3 separate regions of the Homo sapiens genome follow, and all the other regions are linked to region 1. Evidence: chromatin loops called from intact Hi-C (ENCODE). Cell type or tissue: heart left ventricle. All regions are shown on one strand. Links, peaks and the distances in the headings refer to the core of each region. The heading gives the core; the rest is flanking DNA.

Region 1 (8,470 bases), core at 2,445-6,444:
CTGACCTCAAGTGATCCACTCACCTCGGCCTCCCAAAGTGCTGGGATTACAGGCGTGAGCCACCGTGCCCGACCTGGAATGGTTATTAACACCCGTGTTCTGCAGCCTTTGTCCCGTTGCTTCTGGGAGAACTGAGCCATGAAGGAGCAGACACCGCAGTTGGGAGGCAGGATGTGTGGGCACAGTGCTTCCGAGACTCCATGCTATTTCCAAAGTGGGGCAAGTCCCAAGAAGACCAAGCAGAGGACTGAGTGGGAGAGGAGTGAGGATAAGGAGGAAAACACACCACTGTGAAGGTGAAAAAGCAGAAAAGGAGGGCATACTGCAGAAATGGGGGTGGACATTGCCAAAGACTAACTAACTACACTTGGAATTTTGCCTCAGTCAGATCTGCCCACTAAGCAATACACGGATTAACTGCTTGAAGGTCAAGCAGTCAGAACCCTATCAGGGTCAGCCGGGCGCGGTGGCTCACACCTATAATCCTAGCACTTTGGGAGGTGAGGGCGGGCAGATCACCTGAGGTCAGGAGTTCGAGACCAGCCTGGCCAACATGGTAAAAGCCCGTTTCTACTAAAAGTACAAAAGTTAGCTGGGCATGGTGGCTCACGCCTGTAATCCCAGCTACTTGGGAGGCTGAGGCGGGAGAATCACTTGAACCCAGGAGGCAGAGGTTGCAGTGAGCCAAGATGGCGGCACTGCACTCCAGGCTAGGTGACAGAGAGAGACTCCGTCTCAAAAAAAAAAAAAAAAAAAAAAAATAGGAACCCTATTAGGGTTGGAGGAGAGAGTGAGAGATCTGAGGGACAGAAAGACACGGCTGGGTGCGGTGGCTCACGCCTGTAATCCCAGAATTTTGGGAGACCGAAGCGTGTGGATCACGAGGTCAGGAGTTCAAGACCAGCCTGGCCAAGATAGTGAAACCCCGTCTCTACTAAAAAAATACAAAAATTAGTCGGGCGCAGTGGCGGGCACCTATAATCCCAGCTACTGGGAAGGCTGAGGTAGGAGAATTGCTTGAACCTGGGAGGTGGAGGTTGCAGTGAGCCAAGATTGTGCCACTGTACTCTAGACTGGGTGACAGAGCAAGACTCTGTCAAAAGAAAGAAAGAAAGAAGGAAGGAAGGAAGGAATGAAGGAAGGAAGGAAGGAAAGAGAGAAGTGAGGGAGGGAGGGACAGAGGGCAGGAAGGAAGGAAGGAAGGCAGGCAGGCAGGCAGACAAAGACATCATCTACCTCTACCTTATCTAGGCATCTGTTGAATGCTTTTCCTCTTCAGGTGGTCTGAGACTATCCTAGGGCTTAAAACCAGTGAGAATAAATTGAAAGCTAAAAATAGTCATGTATTTCACAGAGGAACTAGTTAGATTAATTAGGTTCTCCTTATGTCATTTCTTGTCTAGGTATATTTGATTGTCTTTTTTTTTTTTTTCAAAGTCACATTTAATTGAGTAGGTAGCACTATGGGACTGGAAAGCCACCAAAACTCCTTATAGTTTCTCTAGTTTTTTGCAATGTCCTTTTACTACAGGTTATCACAAGTCATGATAATAATGGCATGATTTCCTGGAGAGAATGTGCTCTAAATCTTCCAAGAAACTAGAAAATGGCTAAGGATTTTAAAATGTTTCTTCTTTCCTCTTGGTGTCCAATCTTGTTCTCAAAGCAAATTTTTATAAGCTTGTTTTGGTTACATTTTAATCTTCACAAAAGCAGGGACTTTGTATGTTTTGTTCACTTTTTTTCACTCTGTCATCCAGGCTGGAGTGCAGTGGCGTGATCTCAGCTCCTTGCAACCTCCGTCTCCCGTGTTCTAGCAATTCTCCTGCCTCAGCCTCCAGAGTAGCTGAGACTACAGGTGCATGGTGCCACGTTTGGCTAATTTTTTGCATTTTAGTAGAGACGGGGTTTCACCTTGTTGTCCAGGCTGGTCTCGAACTCCTGAGCTCAGGCAATCCACCTGCCTCGGTCTCCGAAAGTGCTAGGATTACAGGCTTGAGCCACCACGCCTGGCCTTGTTCACTTTTTATTCCAAGGCCTAGAGTATAGTAGGCATTCAATAATTATATGTTGAATAAGTGAATGAATGAATGAATGAATGAATAAATTGTATAAGTAAATAGCACTTGGTACCAGTATATAAAAAAGGCCAAAGTAACTTACATTTTGGGGCTAGGGTATAGGTTTTGGTGTGAAACCACAACCTTAAGCAGCATGCCAAGGGCAAGCCAAAAGATTGTTGTAGGCCGGGCATGGTGGCTTCTGGCACTTTGGGAGGCCCCAAGGCGGGCGGATCACTTGAGGTCAGGAGTTCAAGACCAGCCTGGCCAACGTGGTGAAACCCCGTCTCTCCTAAAAATACAACAATTAGCTGGGCGTCGTGGCTCACACCTGTAGTCCCAGCTACTCAGGAGGCTGAGGTGGGAGAATCACTTGAACTGGGAGGTGAAGGTTACAGTGAGCTGAGATCGTGCCACTGCACTCCAGCCTAGGTGACAGAGCGAGACTTTGTCTCAAACAAAACAAAAACAAAAGATTGTTGTAGGGGAAAAGGTGTGATATCTTTCCTTCCCATAAGGGTCATAGCCAACACACCTATAACAAAAGACAGGCTAACAAGAGAAAAGCACAACACATTTGTTTAATCAAAGTTTTAGGTGACATGGGAACCTTCAGAAATGAAGACGGAAAAACCCAGGGAAACCTGTCTATTTTTTTTTAATAGAGATGGGGTCTCTCTGGTTTAATACAGATGGGGTCCTCCTGGCTCTGCCTACCAAAATGCTGGGGTTGCAGGCATGAGCCACCATGCCCAGCCTGTTTATTTTTTTGAGAGAGTCTCGCTCTGTCCATTTTTGTGCTTAGGTTCAATGAAGAGTGGGCAGCCATGTAGATGTGGTTGGACAAAAGGGTAAGATCCAATGGTAATAGACTGAGAACAGACCCAGTCTGTCTGTTCAGATTCTTCTTGGCCTCTCCGTATAGCTTTCCCTCCTCCTGGGTTTAGAGCAGGACTCCTTTGGAAAGGGGACCTACTATCCAACAAGGTAGGGTAGATAATTTCTTTATTTCTCTATTCTTTATGTCTGCTCTTACACAGAAGAGTGAGGAATGGTAATATTTCTAGGTTTTGTAGCTTCCTTTGGGAAGAGGGGTTTTAGTTTCTATGACCTGCCTTTAGTTTCCATGACTCACTTTGGGGGAGAAAGAGAGGTGGGAGACAGGAGGGCAGAAGGAGGTCAGAGAGAAACTGCTTCTGAGGCCTTTCAATCTCCTTTAGTTCAAAGTACTCAGCATGCCAAAGCACCATGCTTTGTGGTATCATTTTCCAAACCCCAACATGGTATTAAGGCACTTAGAGTTTTTAAAAATACCAATTATATCAAGTAAAAGAATACCTATGGAAACACTTCAAAAATATAAAAGTTACATGATATATTAATATAATTTTTGCATATGTATGACTTATAATCTTATTGTTTGCTTTTTATTTGCAGATTTTGTGACTGAAGGCACTGCACTGTGACCAAAAGTGCCAAATGAGTTTTTTGAGTCTGTGTTAAATACATGAGGTTTCCACTGATGCCTGGAAGAAGCAGATCAGTCTGTGTGGTAACATCAAGGGAAACTTCCATTCCTTGAGAGCCCAAGCGGTAGGAAGCGAACAGATGAAATGGCAGTCTCATTAGAATGGCTGGTGATTTGCTCATTCGACTAATTGAAGGAATTCAACAATTCAAGTCGGAGCTACAAAAGTCACAATTTTGAAGCCCACACAAGAAGGTTTCATTTGAATCTCTGCTCATTTGGAAAGGGAAAAGTCCCTAGGATTGCCCAGCATCCACAACAAAGCAGAGTCTGCTAAATTCCCATCATTTGGGAAGAGGAACTTTTTTTTTTTTTTTTTTTTTTTTTTTTTTGGCTGAACTATCCTCCAGATCTCCTGGGCGGGAGGAAAAAAAAATGGTCATCAGATATGTAGGCAGATGGGCTGTGATCACCACTGGAAGCTCGAAGTATTTGGGGAAACTGAAACTGTCTAGGGATAAAGCTGCCCTGGTTTGTGTGTTTCTGGTTTCACTGATTAAAAAAAAAATCCATCTACCAAGAGTGGATAAATTTTAAAATTCTGCCATGCCCAGTTTTCGAAGCCCCAAATGCGATATAGGAACAGCTGTGGTGTGAATTAGTTGGTCTAAGCTTTTGGGCCGCTTCCAACTTCTCTATTGCTCACGCCCTACAGGTCAAGGAAAGAAGTGATGTAATGCACTTAGCTAGGCCACTTTAATTACAATGGAATGGAGAGGGGGGAGGGGTCACAAGCGGTGACAAGTTTAGCGCATGACTTGCCCTGGGGATGCAGGAAACAAAAACATCGACGACCATTGGCTGCGTTGGCTTCCGACCCCGGGTCTCTAACCGAGCTCCAGGTCTGGAACCTTGAAACACTTTTCCTGGGAAAAGGGGTGGCGCTATCCCATAGAGCGTCAACCTTAAACACAAACAGCACACACGCACCCACGCAGGCTGGCGGCGTCCTCCCTGCTGGGATGGGCGTCGGGCCCAGTGCTTGGCACACGGTCCCCAGGAGCTTCCCCCGAAGGTTCCCCCGAAGCCAGCCACAGCTGCTCAGCTCGGCGCGCGGAGCCCGCGGTGGTACCGAGTCCGCACAAACCCGGACCCGCTCCAAGTGAGCCGCGTTGTCGTCATTCATTCGCAGTGTCCGGAGCGTCCTTCCAGCGGGGAGCTGGGCTTCCCTAGTGGCGCCTGCGGCCCCGACACGGCGCGTTAAGGCGCGGCGACTTCGGGAGCTCGAGCAGGTAGAGACGGGAGGGGCTCTGGAGCTCCAGTCGGCGCCGCGGGAGCAGCAGCGCCGGAGCCCAGCTTGGCCCTGACCGCGGGGCCGAATCCGCTCGGGTGGCCCTTAGCCCTGCCTGGCGCTGAGCCGGATCCCGGGACTGAGCTATACCACTTCCTCCTCCTCCCGCTCCCTTCCTCCTCCTCTTCCTCCTCCTCCCGCTCCTCCCGCCGCCGTGGGCCGGGAGCCGGGCTGCAGAGTGCCAGGCCGGGCGTCTGCGGCCGCGGGCTCTCGCGGGGCGGCGACGCCGCGGGGAGGATGCTGCTTGCCGCGCCCGCGTCCTCACCGTCCTCCCGGGCCGCCTGCTGGGGCTTTGTTGTGGCCCGGACGCCGCGGGCCACCCCCTGAAGTCGCCTGCCGCCGCCGCCGCCGCACCTAGCGGACGGGCGGGCGGGCGCGCGTGTGCCCAGGAGTGCGCGCCTGTCGCGGTGGTGGGTGCAGGACTGGACCCACGGGCCCATTGTGCGCCCGCCCGCGGCAGCCAGGACCATGTGGGTGAACCCGGAGGAGGTGTTGCTGGCCAACGCGCTGTGGATCACCGAGAGGGCCAACCCATACTTCATCCTGCAGCGGAGGAAGGGCCACGCCGGCGATGGAGGCGGCGGCGGCGGACTGGCGGGTAAGGACCGTGGCCGATCCCTGCAGGAGGGGAGCCGGGAGCGCTGCGGCGCCGCCCGCGGCCTGGGCTGCAGGCTCGGGAGACGCCGCCCGGTCCCCTGGGGCTGGGCGACCCGCCCTGCCTCGTTGTATGCGAGGCATCGAGAGTCGTGATGTTCAGGTTGGGCAGAGATGCTTCTTTTTTTGACTCTGTCAGGCTTGGGGCCCTCAGCGTACTGAGCGCTCTTTAAGTGGATATGTTGAGGAGAATGGGAAAGAGTGAGTCTGGGGCGGAGGGAATGTATTATCCCCTATATATTGAATGCATCATTCCCTTCCCCTCCCCCCCTTAAAAATATTGTTTTCCAAATGGAAAAGAGGGATGGAAGAAGGTTAATTTTTGCTCCACTTTCTTTACTGGCAACAGCAGGATCAGGTATAAAATGCTCTTTTGTTTCCAGGGAAGCGATAAGTAAGGAACTGATGTGGTCATTTCCTATATGAGTTATGACCGAAGAGAATGAATACGGAAACAGGAATTTTTTTGTTTCACCTAATTAGACATAAAGCAAAGCAAATTGTCTGGTTCTAGTTGTAAAAATAATTGGCTGTATAACTGCATTTTAACTATTTTTGCTCAATCACTTCTTCCCTAAACCCCCTCCCTTCAAGGTATTATTGTAATTGTTGCTGAAGCCATGTCATATCATTCAGGATAATAAGATCAGTCAGACCCATATCCAAAGTAGTGCCATATTAGAAATAATCTCGAACTCATACCATACTAGAGAAATTGGACCTTCTCCATCTCTGTGTTATTTAGAATGAACAGAACTGGAATACTTTTTACAGTGAAAAAGTTAGCAGAAGAAATAGTAGAGGTTTCACTAGAAAGGAGACTGCAAAAAAGAGATGAACTTTGACCCTCCTCAGAGTTGAGCTTATATCAACCTCATATATCACCTGGAGTTTGCACAATAGGTAAATTGTTGCTTTCAAATGCTGTGCTATGAAATAAAGATTCTTGATATATGTATTTACTTATGATTATATTTATAAACTAATTTTCTTAAGATTAAAATTCAGGTGTCATGTGGTACAATGTATACTGGTATGTTTGAAGGATCTTGATTCTACCAGAAAAGATAAATCTGCAGAGCTCCAGACCCCATTCTGGAAATACTTACTAGTGATCTGATACCAGGATTTTCCAGGTCATTTTGTAGAAGTTATCTAACTCTAAATGTTAATATGTAATTTACATATCTAATATTGGAATCAGCCCACATTGTCCTTTTTTTTTTTTTTTTTTTTTTTTTTTTTGAGACAGAGTCCTGCTTTGTCGCCCAGGCTGGAGTGCAGTGGCGTGATCTCGGCTCACTGCAACCTCCTTCTCCTGGGTTCAAGTGATTCTCCTGCCTCAGCCTCCTGAGTAGCTGGGACTACAGGCATGCACCAACCCGCCCGGCTAATTTTTTTTGTATTTTTAATAGATGGGGTTTCACCATGTTGGCCAGGCTGGTCTTGAACTCCTGATCTCAAATAATCCGCCCACTTTGGCCTCCCGAAGTGCTGGGATTAAAGGCGTGAGCCACCTCACCCGGCCCATGTAGTCCTTTAAGCCTAGGACAACAACACAGAGTAGATAATTTATTGTAGTAAAAAGAGAACATTTCCTTCTGCAATTAACCCTCCTACACCTTGTAAGCATTAAGTATTCATTTACCTGTGTCATTTGTAATAGGATGTGAAAAATTCAGGGATTCAGAGCCTTCTTTTTCTGCTTAACATTTGTATTGTGTTCCTACTGGTTCTTAGAGCTATAACTGACTACGGTCCACTTGAAATCTCATCTTGTCATCAATGACTTCTTTCACTTAGGTAAAATTACATCTTGTAAATTGAGAAATCACAGTGATTGCACTTATTAATGGAATAATTGAAATCATTGTCATGAGTAAAAGTATTTATGACAACAAAGGCTATTTTCAAGCAAGAGAGGTAAAATGTTTGGTCTAATACCTTGGTGCCATGTCAAATGTAGCAGGAACATTTTAGAAATGTTACACAATGTGTAGTATATTCTGATTCTAATGTAAGTTCATTCATTCACTAACTCACTAAATCATTTAACAAATATTTGTTGGCAACTTCTAGAAGTGCTAATGTTGTGAAGCTCAAGCCTAGTAGAAGACAGGTATTGATGAAATAATCACATAAATTAAAGTAAAATTGCCACTCTACAGAGTCCCAGCAGAAAACAGAATCCAAATGAAGAGAGATGAGTGAAAAGACAACTTCGAAAAATAGAGGCATGGTTATTTGAACTGGTGTAAGGCAAACCAGAGGCAGGACTCTCAGGAGTCCGTGAGAGCTGGAGCCAGGGAAGAGGAACTTGAGCCTGGAGAGAAGCAGCTACTTGTAAAAACATAGACAATAGCAGAAAGGGAGTGGGGAGTACATGCCCTGACTTCTCTCTTCTCCCACCCTCCCAGCTTCTGCCACTGCCTCCCATCCCTGGAACCCAATAGAAGCCAGCTAAGGAACTGGGCATGGTGGTGTATGCCTGTAGTCCCAGCTGCTGGGGAGGCTGAGGCTGGAGGATGGTTTGAGCCTAGGCATTCAAATCCGGACTGGGCAACATGGTGAGACCTTATCGCTAGAAAAGGAAAAAAAAAAAAGAATCTAGCTGGAAAGAGTCCTGGTAATGTAGTTTCTTGGGATCAGCCTCCCAGGAATGGATGGGGGCAAACTGAGAATGATCAGAACAAATATCATAAGAAGAGGAACATGATGTTGGTTAGTCCCAGTTAAGTGATGGGGTCTTGGAGGTGGAGGCAAAGGAAAGATTCCTTGAGGAAGTGACGCTTGAGCTTAGAACTGAAGAAAGAAAAAGATCTGCCTGTGAGGAGAGGAGGGAAGAGTAAGTGTTAGATATCAGCTGTTGGAGATTTTCTGGAAGATCTCAGGACCTTTACATAATATGCATTATCTGGATCAGTGTACATGTGTACA
Region 2 (4,000 bases), core at 1-4,000, 90 kb before region 1:
TAAAGACCCCCCCCCCCATAGACCAGTCCTAGCACAGAACCACAACCTCAGTTAAACTCTCCTGAGTATCCTGTATTTTCCAGGTAATTTCAAGGCTTAAATTTAGTTTAAAGTTGTCTTAAACTGGTAGTGCCTCTAGATACCTTGCAGAATCAAATACAAATACTTTCTGGGAAAAAAAAGCCAATTTCATATTAGGCATCAAAAAATTTGTCCAAAACTAAGCCAAAAATAGCCAGATACACAAAGAAAGTAGATGTCATAAGAAATATCTGGCAGAATACAGACCACAGAAACAGAACTACAAAGACTTCAAGTCTTAGAATTATATAAATTAACTGTATTAACTATATTTAAATTTTTTGTTTAAAAATTAATAACATCTGAAAGGAAGGAGAAACTATGAACTGACATATATTTTTACAATTTAAAGTATAAAACAGTTTTTGAAAAGGATCAAATGGAACTTTCAGAAAAAAAGTAATAAAATACCAAAATTTAAAACTCAGTAGATGAATTGGTTTATTAGCAGATTAGACACAGGTGAAGAAAAAAATTAATATACTGAAAAATAGTGGGGGGACAACTATTCACAATGAAGGACTGAGTGACAAAAAGATTGCTGATACAGAAAAAAAGGTAAGGGACATAAAGAATACCACAAGTGTTTAATGGGTATCTCTGAGGGTAAGAAGGAAAAGAATAAGGCAGGGACAGTATTTAAAGAGACAATGAAGATTTTCAGAACCAATGAAAAACACTATTCACAGAATCAAAAAGCCCAGTGAATTCAAAGCAACAGAAATTCATAGCACCACATACACATAATAGAAAAGAAAAAAACTTAAATCAATAATCTAAGCTTCCCCACAAAAATTAAAATTAAAAATAATCTAAGCTTCCACCTCAAAAACCTAGAAAAAGAAAAGCAAAATAAGTAGAAGGAAGAAAACTATGAAACTACAAAAAATTAGAAAATCAATGAAATTGTGAAGATGAAGAGCTTCTCAAAAAACATTTCAAGGTAAGAAATGAAATTGGAAACAGAAAAATGATTGAAAAAAAATCAATGAAACAAATAGCTGGTTCTTTGAGCTTAAGCCCAGGAGTTCAAGACCAGCCTGAGCGACATGGTGAAACCCCACCTCTTCAAAAAAAATACAAAACTCAGCCAGGTGTAGAGGTGCATGCCTATAGTCCCAGCTACTAAGAAGGCTTAGGTGGGAAGATTTTTTATCCAGGAGGTCAAGGCTGCAGTAAGCAGTAGCCCCACCACTGCACTCCAGCCTGGGTGACAGAGTGAAACTGTGTCTAAAAAAATAAATAAGTAAAGAAGAATCAACACCAATTCTACAAAATCTCTTCCAGAAAATAGAAGCAATCCAAGCAACTCTCAATTTATTTTCTGAAGCGAATATGACCCTGATATTAAAACCAGACAAAGACAGCACAAAAAAAAAACCTACTGGTGAATATTCCTCATGAATATAGAGGCAAAAGTCCTTAACAAAATATTAGCAAATAGAATCTAGTAAAATATAAAAAGAATTATACACTGTGATTGCTATGGTATGAATGTGTCCTTCCAAAATTTATAGTGAACCCTAATCCCTATTTTGGTGGTATTAAGAGGTGGGTCCTTTTGAGAGGTGATTAAGTCATGAAGGCAAAGCCCTCATGAATGGAATCAGTGCCCTTATAAAAGAGATTAATGGGAGTAGCTTTGCCCTTCTGTCATGTGAGGATGCAACAAGGCACCATCTATGGAAGCAGAGAGCAAGCCCTCACCAGACACCAAATCTGCTAGTGCCTTGATCTTGGATTTTCCAGCCCCTGGAACTATGAACAATACATTTCTACTAAATTACCTGATCTCAGGTATTGTATTATAGCAGTCTGAATAGACTAAGACAATGGCCAAGTAGAATTTATTCCAAAGATGCAAAGCTGGCATCATGTTTAAAAATTAACCAATGTCATCTACAATATTAACAAATTAAAGAAGAAAAATCTCATGATTGTATCAACAAATGCAGAAAAAGAATTTAGTAAAATGTAATACCCACTCACAAGTGAAAAAAAAACCTGAAAGAAAAATAGGAATAGAGGGGACTTTCTCAACCTGATAAAGAGCATCTATAGAGAACATACAGCTATCATTATACTTAATGGTGAAAGACAGAATGCTTTCCTCATAAGACTTAGAACATGACAAGGATGTCTGCTCCCATCCCTCTTACTCCACACAATGCTGGAAGTTCCAGCCAGTGCAATGAATCAGGAAAGGGAAATAAAAAGCATAGAGATCAGAAAGGAAGAAATAAACTGTCCCCATCTGCAGATAACATGATTACATAGAAAAGCCCATGGACTCTCCAAAAACAAACAAACAAAAACCTCTTAGAACTAATAAGTGAGTTTAGCAAGATCACAAGATATAAGATTAACATACAAAAACTCTATTGTATTTCTATATGCTACCAATGAGCCCATGAACATTGAAATTAAAATACAATGCCAGTGGCAATAACAAAAAAATAAATACTTAAGTGTAAATGTAACAAAGCATGTTCACCACTCACTTACATGCTACAAACTACAAAATGCTGGTGAAAGAAGCTGAAAAAGAACTAAATAAATAGAGATGCTTTCCATGTTCATGAACTGAAGAACTCAACAAGTGTCACTTCTCCACAGATTGATATACAGGTTTACCACAGTTTCTATCAAAATTCCAGCAAGAATTTTTGTAGATATATACAAGAATAATCTAAAATTTATATGATAATGAGGAGAAACTAGAATCTCTAAAACAATTTTGGAAATGAAAAATTAAGTCAGAGATATCAATTTACTCATTTCCAAGACTTATTATAGACTTATTAATACTGTGTGGCATGGGTCCAGGAGCAGTGGCTCACACCTATAATCCTAGCACTTTGGTAGGCTGAAGCAGGTGGATCACTTGAAGCCACGAGTTTGAGACTGCCTGGCCAACATGGTAAAACTCCGTCTCTACTAAAAATACAAAAATTAGCCAGGTGTGGTGGTGCATGCCTCTAATCCCAGCAACTTTGGAGGCTGAGGTCCTAGAATCACTTAAACCCAGGAGGCAGAGGTTGCAGTGAGCCAAGACCGCGCCACTGCACTCCAGCCTAGGCCACAACCTGGGCCAAAGAGCAAGACTTTGTCAAAAAAAAAAAAAAAAAAAAAGACTATGTGGCATGGGCAGAGGAATAGACACATCAATCAATGGAACAGAATAGTGAAAACAGAAATAGACCCGCACAAATATACCAAACCAGCATTTGACAAAGTGCAAAAACAATTTAATGGAAGAAAAACAGCCTTTTTAGCAAATGGTGCTAAAACAATTGGACAACCATAGAGAGAAAAAAATTGGCTTAAGTCTCACACCTTCTACAAAATTAACTGAAAATGGAAAATAGATTTAAATGTAAAACATTACGCTGTGACACTTTTAAGAGAAAATACGGGGCCTCTATTGCTAGACAAGGAGTTCTTAGACTTCATAGCAAAAGTATAATTTATAAAAGGATAAACTGATACATTTGCTATCACCAAAATTAAAAACTTTTGTTTTGTAAAAGACCCTATAAAACATTTTTTAAAAAGACAAGCTACAGAATGGGAGAAAATATTTACAAAACACTTATCCGTCAAAGGACTAGTATAGATAAAACTCTTAAAACTCAACAATAAAAAAAACAAACAATCCAATTAGAACATGGGGAAAAGACATGAAGAGATATTCTGCTTTTCAGATATACAGATGACAGATAAGCACATAAAAAGGTGTTCAACATTATTAATCATTAAGAAAATGCAAGTTAAAACCACCATGAGCTATCCCTACATATCCATTGGGATGTTTAAATTTTTTAAAAATAGGAACAACAACAAATGCTTTCAAGAATGGAGAGAAACTAGATCACTCATATGTTGTTGATAGAAATATAAAATGATACATTCACTCTGG
Region 3 (4,000 bases), core at 1-4,000, 110 kb after region 1:
AATTTTTAAAATAGTTGAGTTGGATAAGAGATATAAACAAAGATGGATAATTGTGTTTATTGTTTAAGGAAGGGAAATTTTAGAAAATTAAAATAATTATAGGCTCCCTCACCTCCAGCACAAATTCTGTTTGCTGGAACAAGTATTATTGTGATATTAGTGAACTAGCACTTCTCAAGGAACTGGAATATGTGGTGCCTGAGAGAAGGTATTATATCCACACCTGTGTCTTTGTTTTGGGTAATGGGAAGTGTTGGCTGCAGCATTTACTGAGCCAAGTTTTGTTTGTCCTATTTTTAGCATTTAATTCTGGCAGAGCCCCTCCCAAAGTCGGGGGAGGGAGAGACCCCCCCCAAAGTCGGGGGAGGGAGAGACCCCCATGTCATTCTAATTGTTCACATTCCTTTACAAATCCTCCAGAAATAACCAAGCAGGAACTTGGAGTCCACGGTTTACATTTAGGTTGGGACCATTTGCTCCAGAGGGAAGGGCCACTGTGTTCTGTCTCTGGCAAGTTGCAGAGTCCTGGCTGAGGAAGGGGCCCTGCCTAACAAATAGCAGAATCCATTTCTAGTTGATATTAATTAGATCTAAGACACACGGGGCTCTTTGAATGTCAGGCTTGTGAGGAAATAGCTCTTTTGCTTGGCACCCTGCAAAAGATTACAAAGCCAATGTTTAATATTAGTTACTATTATTGGAACTTTATCTCCAACACAGTTTTACAAGGACAGCTTTGGGGTCTCATTTTATAGAGGAAGAAACAGGGTCAGAAGATTCAACTGAGTTGCCCACTCACATAGGTAATTAGTCAAAGAACAATAATTTGAATCAAATTTTGTCTAGCTCCAAAATTTATGTTCTTTTCAACCCAGAGACAAGGAAGAACTTACTGCCTATGATAGAATGGTAGTTGGTGGAGTTACAGAGCTATTTATCTGAGCCTCAGACCACTTGCAGCTCAGCCACTGTGGAACTCTGGGGGACTTAATTAACCTCTCCAAGCCTTGGTTTGCCCATTCGCAAAACAGAGGTAGCAGTCTAGACTCACTAAAGTTATTGTAAGGTGCAAATGAGATGGCATGTTAATGTCCCTAACAATTGTAGGTACAATAAAACTGTCTTTCCTTCTGTCTCACAGCTAGTGTTTTTTATTGATCACAGGCATCCTATGGCCCAGTTTGAAGTAATAAATCCAGTTCTTCATCAGTAGGCATGTAATTTGCAATGGATGCTCACTGCTTTTCTGTTTGGATCAAAATACTTACCTTCCTTGAAAGTTTTTCTTTCCTAGCCAAAGATAAAACCCCATAGTGAATTAAATATGATTGCTTTTCATCATTAATGGCAGCCCCTACTAACTCTTGAATTCCAGCTTTTCAGTGCAAATAAATATTGCATCTTCATTGTTGAGAAGAATCTGATTCCACCTTTGGAAGGCACTTCCTTGGAGATAAGAAGTTTCTTCCATAAATCCTGCTTTTGTAAGGTTGAGACCCACTCACCACATTGCTGGTGGAACATGGACTGGGAAGATTCAGAGATGTCAGTGTACTCTTTTGCTCTGATTATCTGAAAGGAATGCCTGGGTCATTCCTTTCAATTCCCTGGATTAGTCCTTCCAAAACAGAAAGTAAAAGGTACTAGAAAGGCATAGTCTTTTTTGCTGTAAACTCCAACTTAGGAAATAGGATAGTTTAGAGTCCACTACACAGACTGATCTATAGAGTGGTGCTATTTATAGGGATGTCAGAAAAAAATACAGGATTAATTAATATTGATTGGGATATACTTATAGTAAAAAAGTATTCATTGTTTTCCTGAAATTCAAATTTAACTGGGCATCCTGTATTTCCTATGCTTTTATTCATTGAATCTGGCATCCCTAGCCAGTTATTGGGTGCCTACTGTGCTGTGCAGCAAGTCAGAAAGGTAAGGTGCCAGGGAGTTTCCCCGGGATGGAGCTAAGAGCACGAGTTCTCAAATCAGACGACCTGGGTTTGAACTTAGCTTTGCTGCTTACCAGCTGTGTAGACTTGGGCAAGTTAATGATTTTGGCTAAACTACGATTTCTTTGTCTCTGAAATGGGGATAGGAAGAGCACTTACTTCCTGGAATGATCATGAGGACCCCCTAAGTTCAGCAAATATTTGTTGAGCACTTACATGTGAATCAGCACTGTCCTCGGCTCATGTCCTGGTCACACAGTCTCTGCCATAGAGTAAGTGGTGATAGATTTACTAAGCAAAAACAAACCAACAAACAAAAACAAATGCAAAGTGGTGCTAAATTCAAGTAAGAAGGAACATGGCACAGTGAAGGGTGGGGACATACTGTTTCTCTGAGCGTTTATTGTTCTGGTGAGATGACAATTAGCAGAGACACAGATGCCATGGAGGACCGAATACAGTGCTGTCTGAGAGAAGCACAGAGGGGGCAGCCAGCAGCCGGTGCTCAGGCCGTGGCTGGCAGGGAGCCTGCATGATGCACTTGGGGAACATGAAGAGGCCACTAGAACTAATGAGTAAGAAGAGGTTGGTGGTGGCTGGTCAGAGAGGGCATTGTGAAAGGTGGAAAGAGCATGAAGGGCTTAGAGGCCTTGGAATTTTATCCCAAGAGAGGATGAAAAATCACTGGAATTTTAAACAAAGGAAGAGTGTTGTCTGACTCTGGTTTTAGAACCATTCTTACTACTGGGGGAAGATAATGATGCATGCCTGGAGGAAGTGCGGAGATGTATATAGAGGCTCTCGCAAGAGAGGATAGTGGCTTAGGGGTAGTTAAAAGTGGAGATGATAGCAGTGGGCAGGGGCCCGCAGCTGAAGCGCGACCCAGAGAGGCCGGAGAGTGCCAAGGCATTTGGATGCGCGGGCTCTGGTGTCCAGGGTGAAGCAGAAGTGCGACACCCGCCTGTGGGCATTGCAGAAGGATAGTGGCAGCAGTGGCTGGCTGGGGCCTGGGCTGGCAGACCAGGAGCACCCTCTGTCACTGAGTAATGTGAAAGAGCACAGCCAAGCAGATGAGGACTGTGTGGACACCGGGCCAGACACCAGGAGTAATGGCTGCTGGGGGCCTGGCTGGACTGAGATCAGGAGAAGCTGCTCAGAGAGAGTAATGAGCTGGCTGACCTGGCCCACGTGCACCCTACCAGCTGTGCTCCTAAAGGCCTGAACCCCAACCTCCTGGTGACCTGGGGCCCAGTGCTGGCAGGCTCCGGTTGCTGGTCTGTGGACCCCGCAACCCATCTGGCCACGCACCCCTGGTTGTCCCGCTCGGGCAGCATGTCCATGTGGCTTGCCGGACACCCCTGGGGCTTGGGACCTCCATCTCTGCACTAGGGCATGGCCCCTGCGTTCCCACCCAGCCTGGGGGCTCCCTGCTGTCGCCCTACCAGTTTGTCAGGGACTCCCAGTCGGGCCAGCTGTTGGTCATTCCCAGAGATCACCTGCCTCACTTTGCGGAGCTGATGGAGCGGGCCACCGTGCTGCCCCTTTGCCCCGCCCTGTACTCTCCAGGCTGCAGCCCCCTGCACCAGGCCCAGCAGTTGCAGCTCTTTTCGCTGCAGCACTTCCTGCAGCTGCAGGAGTTCCTGTACCTGCAGCAGCGGGCGGCCCAGGCCCTGGAACTGCAAAGAAGCACCCAGCTGGAGCGGCTGAAGGCGCAGAGGAGTACCAGGCAGAGATGGAGGAGAAGTGGAGCAACTGGGGCCTGGGGGCCGGGGGCAAGGCTGGCCTGGCCACCGCTTGCCCTGGGATGCTGCTGCGAAAGCCCCCCGCCTGGCTGCCGGCCCTGCGAGCATCTATGGCAAGGCGGTGAGCCCGCCGCCATCGCCCCGCGCGTCCCCCATGGCCGCCCTGAAGGCCAAGGTCATCCAGCCGCTGGAGGACGTGTCCAAGGCGCCTGCCTACACCTACCCTGCTACCCCTAGCTCCCACCCCACCAGCCTGCCTCCCCACTCCCTGCTGTCCACCCCGGGTATCACCCGCAAGGAAGAGACCCC

The links. Hi-C counts contacts between places; a loop is a spot of excess contacts. Peaks named below come from ENCODE experiments on the same cell type or tissue, not always from the same donor. Only the 100,000 strongest peaks of a DNase experiment are listed, where the experiment ranks them.
Region 2: a loop joins it to region 1, with 4 times the contacts of the local background. A loop is called at or near these places in 29 of 110 quality-filtered maps.
Region 3: a loop joins it to region 1, with 2.6 times the contacts of the local background. A loop is called at or near these places in 29 of 110 quality-filtered maps.

Annotation. Positions count from the first base shown.
Region 1 is chr4:140,752,923-140,761,392 of GRCh38, reverse strand. It overlaps TBC1D9 (TBC1 domain family member 9), which reads left to right and starts at 5,008. Exons shown (of 21, transcript NM_015130.3): 1 at 5,008-5,477. The coding sequence starts at 5,348. RefSeq lists enhancers at 4,486-4,535, 4,026-4,667, 4,668-5,310 and a silencer at 4,966-5,655. In heart left ventricle, for the core only: a CTCF peak has its summit at 4,464; DNase peaks (open chromatin) are centred at 4,552, 4,972 and 5,542; H3K4me3 peaks cover 2,924 bases; H3K27ac peaks cover 3,026 bases.
Region 2 is chr4:140,845,196-140,849,195 of GRCh38, reverse strand. No RefSeq gene overlaps it. Among named protein-coding and RNA genes, the nearest start is that of TBC1D9, 91 kb to the right of the region's middle. In heart left ventricle, for the core only: no CTCF peak of the experiment used is centred there; no DNase peak of the experiment used is centred there.
Region 3 is chr4:140,644,274-140,648,273 of GRCh38, reverse strand. All of the region lies in intron 13 of TBC1D9 (TBC1 domain family member 9), which reads left to right. Among named protein-coding and RNA genes, the nearest start is that of TBC1D9-AS1, 66 kb to the left of the region's middle. In heart left ventricle, for the core only: no CTCF peak of the experiment used is centred there; DNase peaks (open chromatin) are centred at 2,463, 3,123, 3,643 and 3,743; H3K27ac peaks cover 312 bases.